Linked DNA regions of Mus musculus: regions 1 and 3 are each linked to region 2. A link is a loop called in an ENCODE intact Hi-C map of the cell type or tissue named here. Cell type or tissue: gastrocnemius. All regions are shown on one strand.

The links. Peaks named below come from ENCODE experiments on the same cell type or tissue, not always from the same donor. Only the 100,000 strongest peaks of a DNase experiment are listed, where the experiment ranks them.
Region 1: it touches region 2 in a loop (4-fold over the local background); 24 of 42 quality-filtered maps call a loop at or near these places.
Region 3: it touches region 2 in a loop (2.0-fold over the local background); 11 of 42 quality-filtered maps call a loop at or near these places.

The regions. Positions count from the first base shown.
Region 1 is chr5:118,734,432-118,742,431 of GRCm38, reverse strand. Med13l (mediator complex subunit 13-like) reads right to left here. Exons shown (of 31, transcript NM_172424.4): 15 at 3,897-4,117; 16 at 3,432-3,637; 17 at 1-606. Among named protein-coding and RNA genes, the nearest start is that of Gm42015, 100 kb to the left of the region's middle. In gastrocnemius, a CTCF peak has its summit at 4,782 (motif pointing right); DNase peaks (open chromatin) are centred at 4,772 and 6,486; H3K27ac peaks cover 2,119 bases.
Region 2 is chr5:118,264,363-118,272,362 of GRCm38, reverse strand. Gm25076 (a small nucleolar RNA gene) reads right to left here and starts at 5,914; the gene lies at 5,783-5,914. In gastrocnemius, CTCF peaks have their summits at 3,179 (motif pointing left), 5,860 (motif pointing left) and 7,950; DNase peaks (open chromatin) are centred at 3,171 and 5,813.
Region 3 is chr5:118,651,351-118,659,350 of GRCm38, reverse strand. All of the region lies in intron 2 of Med13l (mediator complex subunit 13-like), which reads right to left. Among named protein-coding and RNA genes, the nearest start is that of Med13l, 95 kb to the right of the region's middle. In gastrocnemius, CTCF peaks have their summits at 3,449 and 4,143; DNase peaks (open chromatin) are centred at 4,144 and 4,556; H3K27ac peaks cover 1,240 bases.

The DNA of each region.
Region 1 (8,000 bases), 470 kb before region 2:
AGGCGTCTTTCTGCAGCTTGGCCGATGTCAGAATTCTTGCCAAAAATATCCAGCTCATCTTCGAGGAAGAGCCCCGAGTTGTAGCCAAGTTTACGGTTCACGATCGCACTAAACCCACAGGTGCAGCGGTACTGGTCCTCCTTGGAGGAATCGGGGATGTACAGCCCGACATCTGCCCCTTTGATGTTCATGTTGCAGGCACAAATGCAACAGCTGTCAAAGTTCCTGTCCTTGAAGACATTCATCACAGAATCTGACAGAATGAGGGTGACATAGAGACTGTGGGCCTCAGGAATTGGCTGCATGGTGGCAGGCTCCACAGAGTTAAGGGGCCTTGTGGTAGAGGGGGTGGAAGCTGGTGACCCCTGATCTGTGCTGTCATATTTCACAGACCCTTGGCCACTAGCAGTGCCCCCACCTCTGGGAGTTCTTGGAGTCCTGGGGGTTCGTGGTGTGGGGACAGAGAACCGAGGGGTAGCTGGAGATGGGAGAACTCCAGCTCCACTGTTGCTGGCAGGGGCGGCGCTGTTGAGTGTCACAGGTGTGTTCATCTGTGGTGTGTTCAGATAGTCTGGGTCTGCAAGGCTCCCGACACTAGGCACGTTACTGCAACAGATACAAAGTAGCTTTGGGGGGGGGGGAGTGTACAGAAGCTCCCTGCACACCCCACCCCATAGCCCTGCACTGAATATCTGCAATTTTCTCTTCAAAAACAAAGAAAAAATGAGGGAGAGAAGGAAGGAAGGAGAGAGGGGCAGAGGGAGAACATGAGAATTCTCTCTCTCTCTCTCTCTCTCTCTCTCTCTCTCACACACACACACACACACACACACACACACACACACACTCCACACCTTGACCTGCTGTGGAGCTGTGGGGAGCCTGCACGGTAGCGGTCATGGAGGAAGCTGTGTGAGGAGCACAGAGTGCAGCCTAGACTAGCTGGAGCACTGCAGGGCTTGCATCCACCCTGCAGCTACATCTTTGCCATCTTTGAAACTGAGAGCCCGCCTGTGTGCTTTTCTTGGAGGCTATGATTCTGTAATGATACTGAAGTAGCTGTAACCAAACACACATTCAAATGTGGTGCTTTCCTAATTCAGAAGGCAGCCCTGGTAAGGGCTTGCGTGTCCCCAGCACTGTGTGACTGTTGTGCCCATCTGTCTGTCCTGCACAGGCTTTAGTGTCACTCAGCAGTCACTGAGAAAGACGCACCAAGAGGTTCCTGAAGATTCCCTTTCGGTTTTCTTTATCCTTCCATGTTACATATTCTACACAATCACTCTCATTCCTCAGACGGACAGGGCTTACCTCATAAGCAGTGGCTTGGGAAGAGCAGCCAAGCAGAAAAGGAGACCATGTCTGCAGCATTTGCATGTTCTACCATTATAAAACATCTCAACACACTCCCATGGGCCTGTGCACTTGCAAGTCATCAGGGACAGCAAGTATTTCAGTTCTGGTGCCTTGGCACATGAAGCCTGTGCTCCTCAGTGAGCTGCACACCTGTATTACTTACACAGTTATTGCCCTGTAATCTTCTAGAACCTGCACCATTGGCCCAGATATCTCAGGTGTCCCAGGTATCAGGCAATATTTATATAAACCCTGACATACAAGGGTTTCTTGGGTTCAAACAAAAGCTGATACAGAAATTCAACAGTGCAATAAATAACTATCTGCACACTCACTAGATTCCTTTAAATTTTCCTGGTCAACAAAATTCTAAAATGAATCTGCAGTTTGGACCAAAAAGGATCCATGATTGCTAACTGAAAATCTAAGTACTTCACTTGTTCCCTAGGTAGAAAACAGCCTCATTCTTCCCTGTTCATTAAGAATGGACTGAAGACCAATCTTGTGTGAAAAATGGGACAGTCAGCAGAGAGACAGAAGTTGGCGTGGCCTGCAGCAGTCCTGAAGCAAGCATCAGCAAATGTCCCAAGTGTGACAGACAGGTGAGCCAAACGCAGTGGGCACTGGGGAACCCAGTGGGACCCTGACAGTGCAGAGCTGTGCTGCCTGCTCCATAAAGCAGGTCTGGGACCCCAAGGCTAGTTTTAAGTGAAGCAGAGCTAACAACAAACTAGCCACATGGTAGGGGTCAACGCTGACATCAGACCACGACACATCAGACCGTAGGGGAAAAGGTACCTTCCTGTAAGCACAGGCTCTGTAGCAATGCCAGCCTAACCTCTGCTGCAGAGGGCACAGGGCAGGAGTGAGTGATGGGTATAGTGACAGCTCAGAGCATGACGACTACCAGAGCCTGTCCAGAGAGTCTGGGGCTGAGGCTGCACAGCTAGAGCCCAAATGGAGCTTGGCAGCAGCCAGGCCAACCACTTGCAGGGCAGCGGCACAGTCCTCTCCCCTCCCCACCGTGGTCTGCTGCCACTGGCTGCTGGAGCTTTCCCAAAGCTCTGGGGAGAGGGAGCCCACTGTAAGGCGTGGGAGACCCAGGTGCAGCACCCTTCAAGCCCAAGTAGCCATTTTATAAGGCAGAGCTGTCACACGGCATGGTGGTGCTAGCTCCCAAATCCAGGGTCCTCCTGTCATTTTTTTCTACCCAGTTCCTCATTCTGACACTGACTATGTAAATCACTGGCGTCTGTCACAGACATGTGACAAAAATGAGTCCTGAACCAGAAATTTGTTTTACTTGTTCCTAAGGCTTATCTTTGAATTAGTGGTTAACATTTTAAAATAAGACAATATACATATTCAATCTCCCTGCCTGACAACTGTCCCTAAGAAGGGGCATGTGCTGGAGCCCACTCATCTCCACAGTCCCTGCAGTGAAACCGAGCAAAACACCTGCAACCTGCACTTGCTTGCTTATCCATCCACACATGCATGTGGCTCAGATGCACATTTGCATTCGCAAATTATCTGAATAAGAGGTTCTTTCTTTCAAAGAAAGCGGAGTCTGCACTGCTGGTATAAATACTGTTTCTCCGGCAGGTCGAGACAACCAAGTTACCAGCCATGTCTACCTTTACTTTCCCCAACCACACCTCAACCTGTTACTGCTTTACCTAATTGTAAAGTCCCACACTGAAACCATTACCTTACAAATCAAAGCTCCTCCCACTACCCACAAACATCAACAACTTCAATCAAGTGTAGATTCTATGGCAAACACCAGCTTAGAATCACACACAGCTCTCTAATCTTAATTTGTATACAAACATGCAAGTGCGCACAAACACACACACATACATACACACACACACACACACACACACACACACACACACACAGAAGAAACATTTAAAAATAAACACACAGACCCGCACAAGACAACATGGTCAAAAGGAAACTAAGCGAGCAAGTGGTCTCAGAGACTGAGCCACTGTGGCCCCGGGACGAGTCTGAGAAAACAGTGAGGTGCTATCACATATGGTAAGGGGTAGGTAGAGTCCCACACATACTTGTAGCCGTCTCTAATAGAAGAGGCTGCAGGGGGCATGGGCAGCTGTTCCATCTTAGGAGGGACCGCCCATGAGGGCCGGAACAGACAGGCGTCAGGTGTCTTCAGAGGCAGCAGGCAATGGCTCGGCAGCGTCTTCAGTGGAGCAAACATGGAGGATCCCACGAAAGGCTGGAACTGCGGCACTTTGTGCACATAGGAAAAGTCCTGTGACAATGAAATGGGGTTGGCTTAATGCTGGCAAACTAGAGCCAGCCACGGTGGCTCGGTGCTTCATAAAACCCAGGCACAGAACCGACTGTAATTCAATAGTTCTCTCTAATAAGTAAAAAGAAAAATCTGATGCCAAAGCTGTTGATGGAGTGACTTCTACTGACAAGCTCCAGTTTCAATGGTCCTTATGCACTCGTGTGTGTGGCCCACTGAAAAGCACCCCAGCCCTGGGGAAGCCCAAACTGGTTATTACCTTTATCTCCTCTGGCTTGGGGCTTCCTAAGCCATCTTCCACTTCCATCCTAAACTCCGTGAGGTGTGTGGGGACCATGCTGACCACGGGACTCTCCATCATGCCCAGTGCAGTCACTGTCTCTGAACTTACTCCATCTTTATAGTTCATCACAGGAGAAAATGCAGGGTGCTGTTCCAATGACGGAGGGGTGGGGAACATCCTTTGCAAGTCTGCAACTGCTAAAAACAAAATTAAAAGTGCATCTTAACAGCAAGATTCCTCAAAGCTGAGACAAGCAGCCAGGCACAGCAGTGTCCACACAAGGCTAACAGAATGTCAAGACACAGGTCACCCTCAGGCGGCCACACTCCCGAGCCTCCCCCTCTCAAGGGCTGTATGGCATGGTGTAATGCTAATGCAGTGAGCAGAGTCTGCAGAGCATGTCACTTTCTTCCAGTAACTGATCCAGAAAGAGTCAAGAAGAAAGTGAAAGCAATCCAACTACATTATATATTATCAAAGTCTATCTTCATCTGCAAATGTTTATGAAAGAGTAGAGAAAACAGAATTGATTTAGAGCAAGGCTGGGGTTGGTGTGACTGAGTCATAGTCCTGCTGTCTGGGGAATGACTTCATGCTGTCTCTCTAGACTCTACAGGTGCTGTCAACAGGACAGGGTACACAGTGGCCAGAAAACAGTTTACAGTCAGAGTCTAGCAAGTTGGTGCACATTCCTGCCTTCTGTTCCCAGCAAGGAAGGAGGAGGGCTTAGAGAACCCTGTCCTCACAGAGTCGGTATATCCAATAACAAACAGTTCATGAACTGGTGAGAGGCTGAGTCTCAAAGCAGGCTGTGCCTAATACAATGCAAGTGGAGGTTACAGAGCATGGCCACTAGGTGGTGCCCTGTGTTTGGAACTAGGAGTTTATGATTGTTATTATTACTTTTGATGTCCTCCCCATTTCCATAGCTAATGCCTTTCTTAAAGCCCCAACATTTAACTAAGCACCTAGCCCTTAAGCAGGAATTAATATGAAACAATGAACTTGATTATGCAGATTGTGACCTGGCTGCTGCCTCTGGCTGCATACTCTCCAGGGTCCACATCCTCCAGGCAGAGCTCAGCTGTGGCTGGGAAAGATCCTTCCTCAGTGCCTCATCCACCAACTAGCAGCAAGTCTCCCTTAGATATATAACAGGCTTGCTTGCTTTCCACCAGGACAAGAAAGCTTCCAAGAGCTCACTACAGGGAGGGAGCAAATGGACACCTGGAACGGGGGTCACAGGCAGGGGTGAGCGACCTTTCAGAGCCTTTGCCTCTGATTGCTGGCTAGTAGTAGGATTTACAACTTGAAAATGCCTGCAACTAAGAAGGCCAGGCAAGGTAACTATTGGAAACTCTATACACAAATTATTGACTCTAAAGCAAGAGAAAGGTCTCCAATCAAATCAATGTATTTTATTTCAAACACAGGGTAAGATTACTGTAGGGTACAGGCTGACTGGAGAAATGTGCACTATACCTCTAACATTTCCCCAAGCTCAAGAGCAGCAGCTCTACTCTGTTAACATGGAATTAAAGCAGAATTCTGAGAGTCAGAACAGTGTGCTTCAAACTATGGCAAACCAAATCAAGGCTTTAGAGAAGGAGTCTCTATCTGGGGAGATGAGGGCAGAGTGGACAGGAAGGGCTGGAAAGAAAAATTCAACAGGGAACAGTGAAACGACGTGTGTGTTTCCAGAATGGACTAACTTAATGGTGGCAAAGCCTTTAATCCCAGCAACTCTGCAGTCTCAGGAGGCAGAAGTTGGCAGATCTCTGAGTTCAAGGCCATTCTAATCTACACAGCAAGTTCCAGGGCAGTCAGGGCTACACAGTGAGACCTTTCCAAACAACAAAAAAATTACAAAAGCTGGAGAGATGCCTCAGCAGTTAAGAGCACTGGCTGCTCTTGTGGAGGACCCAGGTTCAGTTTCCAGCACCCACATGTATGGCAGCTCACAACTGTCTGTACTCCAACTTCAAGGGATCCAAGGCTTCCAAGGGTACCTGTACTGTGAGCAAGTACACAGACACACCCACACACCCACATCCATTCTCTCTCTCTCTCTCTCTCATACACTCACACAATTAAAAATAATAAAAATAAAATCATATTAAAAGTTAAGACACATAAATAAATAGCTTTGTTTTAAATTTCCTGTAAGAATCATGGTAAGTTTATTTCTGCTGAGGCCACTTGTCTCACTAATGCTATAAAAAGTTACAGCCTCGTGTTTTCAAAGCCTCCGGCACCCTGCTCACTTCCACAAAGACAAGATAGAATTTCCGTTGCCACAGGCTCACTTTAAAGTGCTCTCCACATTCTTACCATCAAATACTGCTAAGGGAGGCCTACTGTCAACGCCACCCACACTGTAGTAAATAGCCTCACCCTGCACACTTACAGAGAAGGCAGGGCTCAGGTGAGCACCTGGCAGCACATGGTGCCCACCTCTCAACTAGGAGTGCAATGCCATGAGAACAGTGCTCAGACACACGCTCTAAGAGCAGGCCCGGGCAACTGTGCACGGGGAGAAAACAGCGAGTCTGGATTCAGATGCCAGGCAGCCATGGAGCCTGGCCAGCACTTTGCTGCTCCTAGAAAAGGACATGGGCAACTCCATGCAGGACTCAAGGGCTGAGCCCTGCTACTCCTTCCTCTCGGCCTTTTCCCGCTCTCCGCCCACCTCAAACCACTGGCTTCTTTCTCAGGATCCTCCTGCCTCAGAGGATAGAGCAGAAGCCCAAGCACAGAATTAAACACTCCGAATGGTCCAACTAACATTTTGTTTTGTTTTGTTTTCCCTTAAGATTCATTCTTAGAAAAAGAAAAGATATAATTTTAAAGAAATTCATAGGCAAATGGTCTGCTCACTGTATTGATCCTTCATTGTTACATACACAAATTAGTAATATGGAATCTTTTCCTTTTACCTGTATGCACTAGCTACAAGTGGCTACTGGGAATTCAGAACACAACAGAACTGGAACAAACTGACACAAGCTGTACACACAACACACACAACTCTAGAGCGCCCCGGAAGTGCTCTATGACTTCTTGTCCTTGGCTACATTAGAAATGACATGTGATGCATTCATTAACAAAACTCCTTCCATGGGGTGTCCTAAGTAGATGTACAAGTGTTGCCCCAGTTTGCAGTGTCTTGGATTCCGTTGGGCGGTGCCCTGGCAGATGTTATATTCATAGCTCACCACAGTCAGGAAGGCAGAGCAGAGACGAAACAGGGTGTGCTGCTTGCACTGCTACAGTTGAGGAGGGAGCACTGGCTCAGCACTGTGTCTGTGTCTACGTCTGCATCTGTGTGTCTGTCTGAGTCTGTGCCTGTGCCTGTCTGTGTCGGTGTGTGTCTCTGTGTGTGTATGTGTCTGTGTCTGGCTCTGGCCCTCCTCTCCCCTCCCATTACAAATTCACTTAGGTCTTGCCTTGGATGGTGCTGGCTCTTTACCTCAGTGCTTATTTTAACTCATTACTGCAGCCTGTACTTTTAAGCATCAGATGCTGAGTCCACTCTAAAGCAATCGCCTTTTAAATAAAAATGAAAGACTAGTGCACAGTCTAAGGACCACCCTGCAGGATGGCTACAGTGAGTGGCCAGCCGTGGCTATGTCTTCATATACTGTGATGTCTCCTGCTGTATGCACTCATGAAGAAACAGAAAGGACTGTCTTATTAGTACACGTGTAAGTCCTCATCTGACCAGCCCTGTAAGTCCATGTTTCTTTCATGTTAATTAAAAACCCCTACAGTGACTGGCTGGCTATCACTATCCGTTTCCTCCCATGGCATGCTTGAGTAAGAAGCTGTGGATCCACTTACACTGTCACGATCCAATCTCTGCACGTCCCACTTCTACATCTGAGCCAGTCAGACTATATTTACGGAGTCATAAAACGTTCTGACTCGTCCTGTGACACAGCGGTTTTCCCCTCAATTTGTTCTCAATAACAGCTGAAGAGAATGAACAGGAACCACAGGGTGATGTGCAACGGCCTGTGTCTCCCTCAGGGTCTGCAGGGCCACCCTGACTTTCCTCTCACTGCGGGTCTGTTTCCTTCA
Region 2 (8,000 bases):
ATTAGGAGCATCAGGACCAATGGTCAGACTCAGAATCTCACCCTAATCAGGATCCTGCCCCTGCCAGCCTCTCTTCCCCCTGGCCTGATCCTGCCACTTGAGTTAACTTAGGTACTTCATCAGATGGATAAGGCGTCCTCCCTGACACATGGTTTAGAGTGGCATTCATTGCTGTCTCCCTGGCTCCTGACATCGACACAGATCGGGGCTGCTTCTGTCTCCGCAGCAACCACATGAGAAACAGGAGTGTTGGGGAGCCAATTCATTACCCAGCTGTTAAGAGTAACAAAGCAGAGACACCCAGCTTGCCTGATCAGGCTGCAGCAGGTGAGAGCTATCCTCAGCCTGGTGACAAGGCAGCCGCAAGCCCCTCTTCTCCATAATCTTGACCCACCAGGGCTCAGCCTCCAGCAGACCACAAATGGATGGGTTAATTCGTTTCCTACCCTGTTCCCATCAGATACTATACCCAGAACCAGCCACCACCTCAGAGAGTGCGGCTTTCACACGGCAGGTGCTGAGAACCACATGCCACAGAAGGAAGTAAAGGCGACTACATGACAGAGATGTTTTTATTGGGGTCGGTTTGCTTAAAAAACTAGGTTTTTCCTCTGTGGGTTATTCTTGCAAGCTTAGACCTCGAGCAACAAAAGATCACAGTTCCAGGTGGTATCTTTAAGGAGCGTTAATTAGGGCTCTTGGCACTTAGAACATGAAACATTTTAACATTTTCTGAAAAGCAATTTGCCAACATTTGCTAATTAAAATACCCAGCCTTCCACCAAGGGGTAGCGGGAAGTGAGTGGAATCCTCTTTTCTAAGCATCTGCTCTGGGGTTAAAAACTCAAATTCCTGTTGCTCCTACTTCTTGGTCAAGGTCCTGTGAAGGCTGTTTCTTGTTGCTCTCGAGCAACGCACTCAAGAGCACTTAGGGAAAGATTTCTGTTTCCCTCTCATTTAGAATCTATAACTGGGACAGCGTGGAAGGATCTTGAGCATAACGGCTGGCCCACTAAACCGGGGGCCACAAAACGAGGGTCGAAGGCTGAATTCGGCCCTTGGCTTGTGTTTGTAAATAGTTTTATTGGTACATAAGCAGACCTCATTTGTTTGCACGCCGGCTTTCATAATTGTCAGTGGGTTCACAAAGCTGAACCTATCCATTGAATGCATTTCCCCTTACAGAGAAAGTTCGCCAGACATGGTGCTAAACTGTCTGGCCATGACTTTCCATCCAGAAAGCCCTCAGCTGTGACTTGGAGATATGATTAGATTGAAAGTAGGAAAGAGAACCTGAGGAAGAGCAAGGGTTGTCTTTATCTGAAGCCCCCCCCCCCCATTTCCCCTGTCACCTACACACACTAAAAGCAACAGTCCAGGGATCTAAGAAGCTGGGAGGGAGGAAAGAGTGAGAAATGAGAAGTGGTTGTGTCTCACCTCACTGCTTCTGGCTCGTTACCCTCATGTGTAAAGCAGATCACAGTACGGGTTTTATGGAGTGGGCAGGGGGTGGGGCTGTAGGACTTTGGGACATAGGGATGTAGGAGATACCTCTGTTAGTGGCTTTGCAGAAATGTATCTGCTAGATACATTTGGGATGGAGGAAAAGCAGCATGCAGAATCAGAGGCTAGCAAAGATGCTACAGGGATCCGATGATGTCTGCAGCGTTCTCTCCTTCCCCTCCCTCTCCCCCTCCCTCTCTCTTTCTCTCTTCCTGTAAGGACACTGAGCTAGGCTTATCATAGTGCTTCCTCTGAATTCAGCTTCTTCTTCTTCTTCTTCTTCTTCTTTTTCTTCTTCTTCTTCTTCTCCTTCTTCTCCTTCCTATTTTAAAATCACAATGATTTTCCTAGCATGTGTTTATGTATAGGTGTGCCACTGTACACAGAAGATAACTTATTGGGAGTGGTTTCTCTCCTTCCACCATGTGGGTCCCAGGGGTCACAATCGTGTTGTCAGGCTTGGCAGCAAGAGCCTTTACTTATTGAATCGACCCACCCACCCATCGATCATTTCCTTAAAGGCCCTCCCTCCTAAAAAACAATATGGGGCTAAGGTTGCAACTTAGGACTTTGGGGACTCACAACTCAGCCTATGACAAGGACCACAGGACTGTAAGATGCAGCCACTTGTCAGAGCTGGCCTAAAATGCTAAGTTCCCCTTCTAGGACAGTCGAGGACCAGGGGATAGAAAAGGAGGCTGGAGAGAAGGTCCAGTGGTCAAGAGTAGAAGAGGACCCAGTTTCTATTCCTAGTGCCTATGTCAGGTGGCTAAAAACTGTCTGGGACTTAGCTCCAGGGCCTCCAGGGCCTCTAACCTCCGTGGGAACCTGCACTTGTACACACACACACAACTAAAAATAATGAATAATGTCTTTTTTTTTTCTAAAAAAAAAAAAACCTTTTTAGTGTAAACTTTTGCTTAAACAATAGTCCCAATCCCAGGCCAATTTCAGGGCAAACACCTAACCTGCTACTCCTAGGGACCCCACTTCCCATATAGCAGGAGCTGTCTTCCCAGTGGAGGGTACCCCTGGCTAACGCCAGGAAGCCAGTGCAAATCTCCCCTGAATTTGTGTCCATAAAACAGAGATGAGAAGACCTACCTAGGTCAGGAGGGTGGGTGGCAGTTGAATCATAAGCGACCTATTTAGCACCATGTCGCACAGGGCATGCTCACGAGGTGCCCTCCGGAGATACCTGGAGACACCTGGTCTGGATTTCTCACCAGGCAGATGGTTTGTGTGTGACCTTGAACGGAGAAGAACCACAGAGAGTCGGTATCTTCTTCCACCTAGGAGATCAAAGCGATGAACACCTCAGAGAAGGCGTAGTGGGAATGGTCCCTTCGTGCTCCTAATCCCTGTCACTGAAGGATGGCTAAGAAGATCTACCTATGCTTTGTCCTGGCCGGGACCGAGGCTGAGAAGGGGGGCGCCGAGAGACAGTAGCTCATCGCCAGCAGGTTTATTTCCTCCTCTGAGGGCCCTGGTCCCCCCAAAATGCCAGGTCTAGGAAGGAGTCCTGATTTGCTGCTGCCACCAGATAGCTCTCTACCCATAGTCATTGTTTTGGCGGCATCCTGGGGAAGTCTGATCCGCAGTCAACACCAGGCTCACACCAGGGATAGAAAAAAAACCTATGCAACTGGCGCCACCAAGTGGCAAAGTCAGCAACTACCACTGTGCGTGCCGTCAGCCACCAGCACTGAGCCGCGTTGGCTGCAGCCAAATAGCAAGAGCCTTAAGATCATGCCTGACTTGGTCTGTGGTCCCCCGCAAGGCTAAATCAGGTCAGCGAGCTTATTTGTGTCAAATAAATCAGCCGAACCGACGGGTGAGCTGCCTTGACACTATTTGTCTTGGGTTAGCGCTAAGCTCAGACTTCAGGCAAAAAACCTAGGCAGGTTTGGATGCCAGGATGGAGCCCAAGGAGCTTAGTCTGAAGGGCCGTCCAGATTCACACCCACCCGGAAGGTTTGTGTTCAGCACGGGGGAAGGGCGCTGCATAAGCCTATAGGAGCCAGCATAGCTCCAAACAGAGGCTGCTAAGGAACTTTTAGGGACACCCTTACACAGAAGTTCCCGAAACTTTTAAAAATCCACCATGTGACTGAGGCCCTAGCTGATGGGGGTCGGACGGGCGACAGGCACTGCCCCAGGTATACATCTGCCTTTCCCCATGCTACCTCTTCAGAAAGATGTTGGTCCCTGGAGCCTGCCTTGGACCTTTTTTTATTTTGAAATTTCAAAGATTTATTTTTATCGGTATGGTCTTTTGTCTACATGTATGTGGGTTTACCATGTTCATGCCTAGTACATACAGGGTAGAAGAGAGTATTGGAACCCGATCGACTTACAGATGGCTGTGAGTCACCGTGTGGGTGCTGAGAATCAAACCCAGGTCCTCTGGAAGCAGCAAGTCCTCTTAACTGCTGAGCCATCACACCAGTACCATTTTTTTTTTTAAAGTTTTATTAGTTTCTTTGTAAATTTCACATTATGCACCCCAGTCCCACTCGTGTCCCCCTCCTCTCTCATACCCAGCCTATACCCTTTCGACCCACCCCCAGCAGAGAAAAAAACCTCTTCTTAGAAGCTGTAGTGTGTCCCAGTGTCACACAGTGTACCCTCTTGTCCACACGTCTTTGCTTGCAAATGTTCATTGCAAGAATTCATCAGTCTGATAAGAGGCCTCTCTGACTTCCATTACTCTATCAATGCTGATTCCTCACTGGGACGCCTCTCAGATAGCCTGCTGTTGCCCTGTGTCATGGAGATCCTGAAGTTTGGATCTGTAGGACTGGCCCCTTTGTGCACCCCGGCAGTTCATCAATGACGGTAGATGTTGGGGTGAGCCAACTCAAAGCCCTGGATCTGGGCCCTAGAAGTAGCAGAGCTGCTCAGTCAGTCCACTGGCTCTCCTGCTCAGAACCGACTCACCAGCAACCCCTGCAATCCTGGCCAGCTCTACCTTGCTACCCAGGGGAGATGCAGGGCCCAATTTCCTGAGCATTGCAGCTGGTGAGGGACAGGACCAGTTCTCCCACTTTCACGACCCTGGGGCCATAGGTGGCAAGGGGTGAGGGTAGGTGAGGGAGGAGGGCATCTCTCCCTCACCCAAGTTGCCACACCACAAAAAAGTTGCTGGAGCCGGGCACTGGTGGCACACGCCTTTAATCTCAGCACTTGGGAGGCAGAGGCAGGCGGATTTCTGAGTTGGAGGCCAGCCTGGTCTACATACAAAGTGAGTTCCAGGACAGCCAGGGCTATACAGAGAAACCCTGTCTTGAAAAACCAAAGGGGGAAAAAATTGCTGGGCCAGCTCCCCCGTGCTCACACCCTTGGGGCCAGTTCACCTGAGCCCTGGCCATCAGGGTCAGCTCCACTGTGCTGTCCAGGTGAGGTGTGGGGGCTTGCTCTCCTGAGAGCTGCAGCAGGTGAGGGGCAGGGACAGCTCTCCTCAGGTGCTGAGAGCAAAGAGGGGAGGGGATCAGTCCCTTATCCATGTCACCACAAGGAAGATAAGTGTCAGGGTCTGCTCTCCTACGCTCACATCCTTGGGCCAGCTCACCCGCAACTCCTGCAGTGTATGGGCCTGCTCTCCCAAGCACTGCAGCTGGCTAAGGGCAGGGTCAGGGCCGCTACTCCCATATCCCCCTTAGAGGACCAGCTCTGCCATGATGATCAGGTGAGGGGTGGGGCCGGTTCTGCATAACCCTCAGACATCAACCTGTCAGACCAGGGACATCGGCCTGGCCATTGGTGGTAGCAGACCCGTTACTACAGGGCCACGGACCCAGACATGGTTCCTGGTGGCAGCACAGGCCAGGATCCCACCATGGTCCCAGATGGTACATCACCGGTTACTCACATCAGGCTGTTCCCCGATACCCTTAAATCTCCAGTTCAGCCTCTCTTCATTGTACCCACACCCTTCTTTCTTTTTCATTTCTCCACCACTTGCTCCTCTTAGAGGTGCCCAGGGTCTCTGGGGTGTCTGGGGTTATCTCAGGAGTGGTCTCAGGAATGCTATCTCTCATTCGCATATTATGGCCCCAGGCAGGAGGCATCTCAAATATGGCCTTCTTGCCTCCACTCCCAAGGTCCAAGTGGGGCCAGACTGATGGTCATCTCAGGCTAGTTTCCTGGCCGGGACCCATGGCACCAGTCTGATGGTTATCTCAGGCTTGCTCCTCACCTGCCCAAGAGGCCCCATGTGAGGGTGTCTGTCTCCCGTGGCGCTGGACTGGTGGTCATCTCAGGCTCACTTTTATTAGGGAATGTTAGGCTACACAACATTCAGATGTTCACAGGTCAGAACTTTGAGCGTAGACGTAACTGCCCTCCGCTCTGCCACCTACTGATGCACACGTGAAACAGCAGCCACACCTGCAAGGCCTCTGGGGGCGGGCCTTTTTTTCTTTTATATCTGCTCTCCTGATTTTTTGCAGAATCAACAATATGCCCAAGAGATATGGACTACCCTTGATTTGTCAGCATTTCGGGGACAATGCAGCCAGTCCCCAGAGATGCTGGATGCAGCTCAGCTCTGGCCTTGGAAAATGCCTGGACCTATCTGTGATAAACAAAAAGACTTCTTTCCCCATTGGGTAAAATCAGTGGAAGAGAAAGAGCCATTACAAAGGGCTGTAACCTCTCCTGGGTGTCACTTCGCCAGGCAGGGCCATCTGAACATAAGCTCTGGGAGGAGTTGGCTCTAACCGGATAAAGTCAACCAGCCAGAAACCCGGCACTGTAAAACAGCATGTAGCGGGATTCCATTTTTATTTATGAATGAATAATATAAAGTATACATTTAAACAAAGTGTGGCAGAACTTCCCATCACAGCTGTGGGTATCCTTTGAGACCAGGAACTAAAGGGTTCAATTTAATTCTGGAAGCTTGTGTTCAGGGTTTCTACCTCGTAAGAGACAGCAGCACATGCTGAGAGATGTCTAGAGAGGTCCTGCTTGGGAAATCTGACATGCTCTGGGCATCTCGGCTGCAGGCCACTGAGCACCTCAGCGCTGTGTGAAGGGAATCTGCACTCACACAGCTCTGTGCGTCCCAGAACTTACGATCGGACCACAACAGCAATCTCCACAGGTGCAGGCATGACAAGCAAACGGTACCCAAGAAAATCAGAGAAGATGAAGAGAACATCTGTCCAGCTTTGCTCTATCTCTGGATGCTTCAGAAAAGTCGCTTTGAGTACAACCTGGGTCCCAATGGCTGGTACCTACCCTCCCCTGTGAAGAATAAAGTCCACAGTGAGCAGTTAAGAGATAGGGCTCTGGTCATGTTTACCTCAGTGCTGGGATGTCCCGAAGGTCAAAGGCAGGATGTGGGACCAATACTTGTGTTAGCAGTCACTCTCATTGATATGGACAATGAGAAGCCAAAGCCAGAAAGACGAGTTTATCCAAGTTCATGGACGCCTAAGCTGCTGTGAGGAGGTCAGGATGCTGTTCACAGGTTCCAGACCACTGTTCTTACACAGTACACACAAGTGCACACGCACCATGGACTCACACACACACACACACACACACACACACACACACACACACACACACACACAGCCCATGCATGCATGGGACATGCCTACAGCCACACACAGATTGTCATAATTATCATCTGAATCACCAACATCTGAGAAAATATTTTATGAAACTTTAAAGGGAAATTGAACCACGTGCCACCCTGCCTGGTTCTACATCTTTTTTGATATCTACTAATACAACTATCAGTTTGTGTGTATTAATTCACAGTGAGCAGAACCCCACCCCACATCTTGATTGACCATTTATTATTTTGCCTCGATCTTCCTATTGGTTACTACAGAACATTTTGAAATGAAGCCTGGATATATATATATATATATATATATATATATATATATATACCGCTGTCTCCCCACTCCCCCCTTCTCTTGCCTTTGAGTTGGCAGTTTCTCTGCATCCCAGGCTAGCCTCAAACTATCTTCCACCATTAGCCTCCTGGGATTTAAACCTCAGCCCAGCCTCTTCTCGACAACTTTCCCTCCTGTGACACTCAAGCAATTGGTTCACAAACCGATCTTTCTAATAGAGTTAGGGCAGTGGTTTGTAACACAGGGGCAGTCCCTCCCTGACCCTCAGGGGACATTTGACAGTGTCTGGATATACTTACTTAACAGCTGGAATAGGGAAGATACCCACTTGTCCCTAATAGGTTGGGAGTCCACGATGCTGCTAGCCTCCCTGGCCCACAGCATCTAGGACAGCCACACCTCGGATGCTGGCAGTGTTGCAGTAACTGTGCCCAGCTCTAGGTCACAGCGGTGCCCAAGGCTGAACTGAGAACTCCCAGCACTGAGCGCTGACTTCATTATTTCCCCACCCTGGAGAGATGCCATGCTAAAGTGCTGATTAAATTACGCTGTGATCCCCACAGGACACGCTCAAATAACAGCACATTCCTGCCGCAAGGCACCGTGCAGTTACCCTGCACAGTG
Region 3 (8,000 bases), 390 kb before region 2:
TTATCATGTCAACTCTACAAGGCCATCCTTGAGTCCTAACAATAATTATGTCATTCTGGGGCCACTATTCAGAGATGACGTCCAAGCACATGAAGAGTTTGCTAGCTCACTCCAGCTCTCATGAGTCGGCCAGTGACTAGAGGTCTCTGGTTAGTTTTAACATCGGGCCATTCAACGAGCCTTGCTTGCCCAGCCAGGGCCTTGACATCCTGCTGCAGAGACAAGGATGTCTCCCGTACCCTTTCCACAGCTGTGAACTAAGGGAACCTACCAATATTATCAAGTAGGTGTGACCTGTGCCACTACATTTGAAGTAATGTATAAGTGCAGCAAACACTCAGAAGAAGAGCACTATGGAGAAGCAGTTCTGGTTCTGAGACCCAATGCTACCAATGAGGTAAGTCAGAGAGAATGTGAGGCAGAGGCTGCCCAGAGGGAGAGCCTGAGGGAGTCCAATGCAGAAAGGAACTCTGAGTTGAATTAATGACATGCATACTGGCAGTTACAAATTCAGAAGCCTTATGAGCTATTTAGAAATTATTTCACTCCACAGAAAGCCATTGCGATGCTTAAGTCAGGGTTTCAAAGATGTCTGGCTGCTGCAGCTGCATTTTGTATTGCAACAAAATGAGCTCATCAGACTGACTTCCTCACAACGAATACCACCATGAGCTTCAGTGTGACAGCTGACCAATGCAATTCCAGCTCAAGCATTTGTATGATGCCTTCATGTGTGTGTGCACGCATGTGCACATGTGTATGTATCGGAAGAGGGAAGGAGAAAGGAGGAAAGGAGGGACAGAGACAGAGGTATAATCATATCAACTGAAGGCCATGAGATGCCACAGAACTCTTTGCTAAGGAACATTTACCGCAGTTCAAACAGAAGGAAATGGTGAGAGAACTGAGTTATCACACTAGCCACAGTACAACAGCTGGCACAAAAGGAAGCACTCTTACTTTTAGGCAGACCGCCCCAAATTCTTCCTAGGAACATTTAACTATATATATGCAATAAAGATCAGGTGATGCACTCAGTATAGTGCATTTACCATACTGTCTCTATATTCAAGGAGTCCTGACTGTGTTCGCCCTGTAGAACAGTGTTTTATAATTACATAACAGCTATAAACATAAGGCATTAACTCCAAATTAGTGGCGGTTAAGTCTCTAAAGTCTGAGCACAGGAAGATGTTTTTAAGTAATAGTGAATGTAACTGGGGTTCTTACGTCATCACAGAGCACAGTACATTTTCATGAACATTTTACTTCCTGAGCAAAGTTCAGCCCAGGTAGGCAAGGTATGACAATCGCTTGAAGTCAGAAGACAACCAAGGGGAATGTCAGTAAACATAACGGAGAGCTGCCTTCAAGCAACTGTGTTAGAGAACAGTGCTCTCCTTCCAGACTCATCAAGGAGAGCTTAAGCCATTAAGCCCAAACCCCTTTGAACACATACGGAATTTAAATAATAGTCTGAATAGGAGAATCTCAACTCCAGATGTTGTTAACACTCTTCCACACCCTGCGCAGCCTGTGTCACGTGAAAGGCAGCAAAGCCAGGGATACAACGGCAGCAGCATCGCTGAGGATTGGTCACTTCTATGCAGCAACAAAACCCATTTCCTTAGGAGGGAGACACAAAGAATCTTCACTTTATGATAAGGAAATTAAGGCAGTAAATTGTATGGCCATCAGGGCCATAGGTTATCAGATGCTCTAGAATCATGAACTGATCCGTTTGAGGACCTGATGTTAACGGAATTATAAGCCTTTGAATGTTCCAATCAGAAACTGAGTCTACGAAAGCCAAGAAAAGATTCTCAGGAACCCAAATTGCAGTAAAATCCCAAGGGGAAGGACTTGAGGATCTATTGGTAACCCCTAATCATACTACTAAGTGCACTGGAGATGAAGTGACAAGCCCGCACTCAGTAGGGCTACTCTGCCTTCACTGGGGTCAGGGGACTTCAGCTGTGGACAACTCACAGAGGCTTTCTTGTGCACATAAAAACTGACCTTTAAATAGTAAAAACTTGAAGAATGCTGGATACCAAACTCTGAAGGTAGCAGGAATGCAAACAGACTATTATTTAAATTCTGTATGTGTTCAAAGACAGAGCAGTCTGACTGATGCACCAAGCAAACGTTCTCAAACACTGCAACTCTCTAGCTTCCTTACAGCCTAGACGCGGAAACACTGCTTCTTGGGAGCTGATGCAGTCAGCGCACAGCAGACAGTGGGTGGTGAAGTCTGCTAGGAACAGGAGGACCCAAGAATCTTCTGGGTGGTCCCTGGGTTCCCACCCCAAGCTCTGGTCCAGGAGAAGCAGACAGAGCTGGAAACTGCTTGCATCCACTTCTGGGGATTTATGGCTCAGTGCAGTGGGTGGTGAGCAGAGCCACTGACTTCCTACAAACACTGTGTGTGGACACCAAGTTAGCTCTGGGGAAGCTCACTTAATGTGAAGTATGACTTGCTAAGCTGTAAATCCTCAGAAATCATCTGCCAGACTGTGACCCGCGCGACGACGGTGGAGCACTGGGGAGCAGTACCTGTTCTACCCTGTTTACTAAACCAACTCTGAACCAGGACGGAGAGGTTTTGACATGAACCAAATCTCTGATCTAGGATGCTTCTTTCGGATTTAAAGGGAAAAGGAAATATTAAAACCAGACTCAATAATGTGTGTAAAGTTATCATGAAGTATTATTTTGAAAAATATTTCTCAACTGATATCACTCTCCTTCAGAACAGGAAACATGGCGGTCATTTGTTTATTTCATGCGGTACCGGGAAAGAGTAGAAAGCCGGGTGGGCATGCTCTGCCATCTGCTGAACAGACATCTTAACCCTGGCAGCTCTCGCTGGCAGAGAGGATAGCTATGGTTAATGTACATACATTTTTGAGTGTTTTATTGATGGTTTTGTCTTTTGCTTTTGAGACTGGGTCTCTCTATGTAGTCCTGGAGCTCACAATGTAAACCAAACTAGCTTGACCTCAAACTCACTGAGCTCCTCTGCCTCTGCCTCCAGAATGCTGGGAGTACGTACACCACGCCTGGCAAAACAATACTTTACAATTCGATTGGAAATGAAGTATGCCTCAACAGGAAATCTTGCATACCACAAGCAAAGCTGCCTGTTTCCAAACATGCTGCTCTCTCATTTCCTTCCTTGATTTGTCCTGGAGCACTGACCACAGGCTGGCTCACCGTCCAGCTTAGATGAGAGCTCACTGCAAACCAGAGTTTCCCCGCTTTGTTTCAAAGCTGCATGCCCAATGCCCAGAACATTACTCAAGGAAGCGAGCATCTGAGAAATATCTAAGCCCTTCTTTTGGCATGGGGCTGGCATTGCTATTTCTGATACAGGTGACTTTTAGTACTCCAGCTAGAGTGACACTGTCACTGGCAGGAATGTGACACTACAGCAGGTAGAACCCAAACTGCTTTGTCCCTCTGAAATGCCACTCTTGGCAATATTAATTAGAGGAGCTTCCTGGATAAGGGCATGTCTTGAGGTGAACGGCAAACCAACCTACTCAGTTCTCACCTGCTGGTAAAAGGAATGCAGAAAACGGATGATCACAAGAAGCAGTCCAGAACAAACCCTCAGAGCAACTGTCTTCCCACACTGGGGCAGTCAGACGTGCCTGTGATTCCTTGCTGTCCAGCAGGAGCAGTAGCTGCCGTGGCACAGTTGTCACAGTGCAATCCCGTCACCTCACACACTGCTCTGCTACTCTACCACAGCTCCGTTTACAGAAGAGCAATGCCTGCTGTCCTGTTTGCTTCCCTTGTCTGCTAATTGTTTTCCTGTTTGTTTACTGTGTTGTTTTAAATGTGTCCTCTACCCATCCGAACATAATAACCATGAGAACAGACAGACAATAGGGCTGATCAAAACAAATACATATCCATTGAATTGAATTTAATAGAGATCAAGATGTCAATAAAATTAATCTTCAACTCACAACCTTATTTCTATACAATTCAATTAACATGCTAAGTATCCATACAGGAGCCTAATATGAGGGCAATTAAATAAACCCCAATTAATTTGCTACCATTCTGTATTCAAACCATTATGGAGGCTGGAGGCCAGCTGTGATCACACACATGAAAGGAATGCAGGCAAGCAGCAAACATTAGGTGGCGGCAGCACACTGTATTATGTGCCTCCTTCTTCACTTGTAGAAATCTGACCTATATAAACAGGATACACAAAGAGCTTTACATGTAAAAAATATGAATGGTCTAATACGGAAAATATATAAATAAAGTTATCCCTTAGTAACCAGGTTTTCCACATTATTTCTATAAAAAGGAAAACAGAACAGAACAACCCGATTGACCAGTGCCAGTGAGTGTGGCAATTTTCTGTACCATCTCACTCTCCATCTAAGCAGCCAGCTTCACCTTCACGATGGAAGACCATGCCTGCTTCTCAGCATCCTAGACACACAGCTTTGCGGGCCACATGCACTCACCAGCATCATCCTGCCTGCTGGCCTGCTTCACTAGCAGCCTGGCCAGTCGGTCGGTTGGTCGATCGGTCGGGCTCGGTATGGTGGCTAAGGTCTCCCAATTCCTCCACTTGGAGCCCGCCCATCACTTGCAGCTCAGCACAGCTCACTGAACTGTCTCCTGACACCCAGCCCACCCCTCTTCTGTTCTCTCGAAGTTAGACAGAGTAGCTCTATGGCTGTCGTCCTCTCATCCTGAAGCACACTGAGAATTGTGTGTCTACCTTGCAGGGGACTCTCCTGAAAGTAGAAGGTCTGGAAAGTTCAGAATGGCAGTCACACCCCTGTGCTTGGCTCTCCACACCACCCTCTAGCATACGACATACTTTATGCCCGTGGCTGACTTCTTTATCAAACTCCCCTACTAGAGCTTAAAATCCACAAATCAGGTTCAGATTTTCGCTTGGCTTCATCCCCAGGGCCTGGTAAACAGTGGCACTCAAACACTTCTGAGCAAATGTTCCCTCTTATCAAACAAGTACATCTAGAAATAGGGCTGTAGCTGCTTGGGGCTGGCCAGACATGTGGCTACAGATGTTCAAGGTACCTGAGCTTCAGAGCGAGACCCTACTTCAAAGGGAAAACAACCAAAACCTCCTACTATTATTGCCACTTGTTTTTTAAGGTCAAGCTTGCACAATTCATATATCCGTGTACATAAAAAACAAAATGACACTTTTAAAGCAATGATTATTTAAATCAAGTCTGTCATCTTGTTCATCACATGCTGGAATATTCTGGGTTGTTTGTTTGTTTGTTTTGTTTTGATTTTTAAGTAAAACCTCTCTTTACTGTGTCTTTATTGGAAGTATGAACATCCAAACTGTTTATTCTTCACACATACAAATGGGCCTTTCCCTGCCTGCTAACATATTAGCTCATTTGGTGGCAGGCTTTGCCAGTGGGTTCCGACTACTTCAGAACTCTACTTTAGAATGAACAGGTCTGTTCTTGGCCAGATAAGTCTAAGATCAGCACTAATGGCTAAACTCTGGACATAAGTGGCTAATACCAAACCACTAACTACGGCTTGCCCACACTTAGTCTGTCCTCTGTCCTGTTTGCGGCTGGTAGAGTAAGCACTTAACAAGAGGTGACAGTGGTGACATTCTCAGCATACAGGACCTCTCTAACGCCCACAGCCCCACTAGGTTACAATTACCACAAGCTCCCTAGAGGATGGCAGAGAAAGCATCTCCTGAGTACATCAAGGGACAGCTGGCTCTGGGGCCATACACTTGAGTGTCTGCTTTCTCAGACTGTGCAACAGAACACACTTCAAAGAGAATCTTGCAAAAAAAGGTTGGAGAAGGGCTTGGGGTGTGCTTCTTTGCTTGCTTGTTTGGGGGTGGGAGGGTCCTCACATACCCAGGCTGGTCTCAAATTCCGTACACTACTGAAGATGACGCTTCTTAATCCTACCTCTACCTCCAGAGTGCTAGCTGATTATAGGCATGCATCACCATACTTGGTTCTGTGAAGCTAACTGTAGAGCTTAGGACGCTGTCCAAGCCTGGAGAAAGTTCATTTGGGGTTGGTTTGGGTTTTTTTTTTTTTTTTTTTTTTTTTTTGGTTTTTTTCTTTTTTTTTGGTTTTTTTTTTGAGACAGGGTTTCTCTGTATAGCCCTGGCTGTCCTGGAACTCACTTTGTAGACCAGGCTGGCCTCGAACTCAGAAATCCGCCTGCCTCTGCCTCCCAAGTGCTGGGATTAAAGGCGTGTGCCACCACACCCGGCTTGGTTTGGTTTTTGGAGAAAGACTAAAGACAGATTTAATGGATGCTGCGTTCCTCCCCGCTGGGTGTCAGAGTGAGTAAGGCAAGTGTTACTCAGCCACATCAATGCACACTGAAAATAAAGCCACCGTGCTTCCCTTTGGGAACACAACGCACGAACAGACTCTGCAACTGTCTGCTGGTCACAAGGCTAAGTGAAAGGAACCGATCAGCAGAGCAGGGGACGCGGGCCTGCTGCTTTCCTGGGCATCTCTGTGGACAGGTGTGGGTGGGTCACAGTCCAGGGCCACTGTAGTCACCAACTGGAAACTGTGACGCAACACAGAAGCAATGCTCTAAGTCAACCCACTTAGGTGTTCAGTATGTCCTCAGAGCTGCTGATGCTAATGGACTTACACCTACTCCTTGGGACAGATTCACCGGCATGATTCTCTGGGACACATTTCCTCTAAAACACTTCAACCAAACTGTGTATTAAGTGACTTTGTGGCTTGCATTAGATTTATAAACATCATTACACACAGGGGAAAGGGCTGGGGGGCAGGGGAAAGAAGATGAAAACAAACCACAGGGCAGACAGCCCAATAACAAACCAGTACACTCTTTGGTTTATAGTCTATCTTGAGGGTTGGTCACAAATGGTTTGTAAAAGTTACAAATACTAAACTATGTGCCTATACAAAGACTATTTTCAAACAAGAAAATAAAGAGTAACTTTTATCTCTATAAAAGCAGGTTATTGGTTGGCTTTCAGAGACCACACACATATACCTCCTTTCAAATCCCAATTGCTCAGCCAATGCTGCACAAGTTAATAGAAGCCAGGTGACTGCATAGGGCAGCAGAGCCCACACAACACAGGGGTTTCTTTGCCCACTCTCTCGGGTTCTAAGCGCCTGACTGATGATTTTGGTGGCCCACTGCCACAAGGGCTCCATGTTCCACTCAGATGGGCCACACTAACAGTCTGGGCTACTTCTAAAGAAGGCCTGGCACTATCTTCCTGATGCCTAACCCAGAGTCACACACCGAGGACAGCACAGTCTGACCTGCTGAGAGTGTAGACTCGGTGGCCCACATTTCCCTCTGCTCTTCCTTAACTGTCACAAAAACCCTGGTAGTGACTTCAGCAGCCTTTCTGGAATTCTGGGTGATTATTCTTGTCCCTAAATGAAAACACCTACCCCAAACATGGAAGTCTTGTCCAAAGCATCTTCGGTATAAATCCTCTGTGCTATTATCAATTCAGCTAACCACTTAACAAGGCCACTTAGCACCAAGAACAAATCGTGCAGTAGTCTTCTTATGTGAAGAGGATACAAACCACCTAAGGGGTTCACAATACAGGTATCTTCTCAAACCCAACATCCTCAGGGGTGTGTGTGTGTGTGTGTGTGTGTGTGTGTGTGTGTGTGTGTGTGTGTGTGTAAATTTTAACTAGGTACAGATCACAAACAGTACCTAAGCAGGTTCCCAATCCTTTATCAGCAAAGCTTGGAATCACAGGTGTCTGATTCAGGGTTGTACAAACATGTGCATGGATTTTACATTGTGAACAGCTCTAGGATTTATCACATTAGGGTTGCTCGCCCTGTAATGAAGCAGAGCAACCATAACACCTTTGAAGGCCTTTATTAAACAGAACTGAGTCATTTGGGCATAAGCATTTCAATACCTCCTAAGCCCACCAGTAAGCAGGTAGTACACTACTGGGCAGGACGTGACCACGCCTAGCA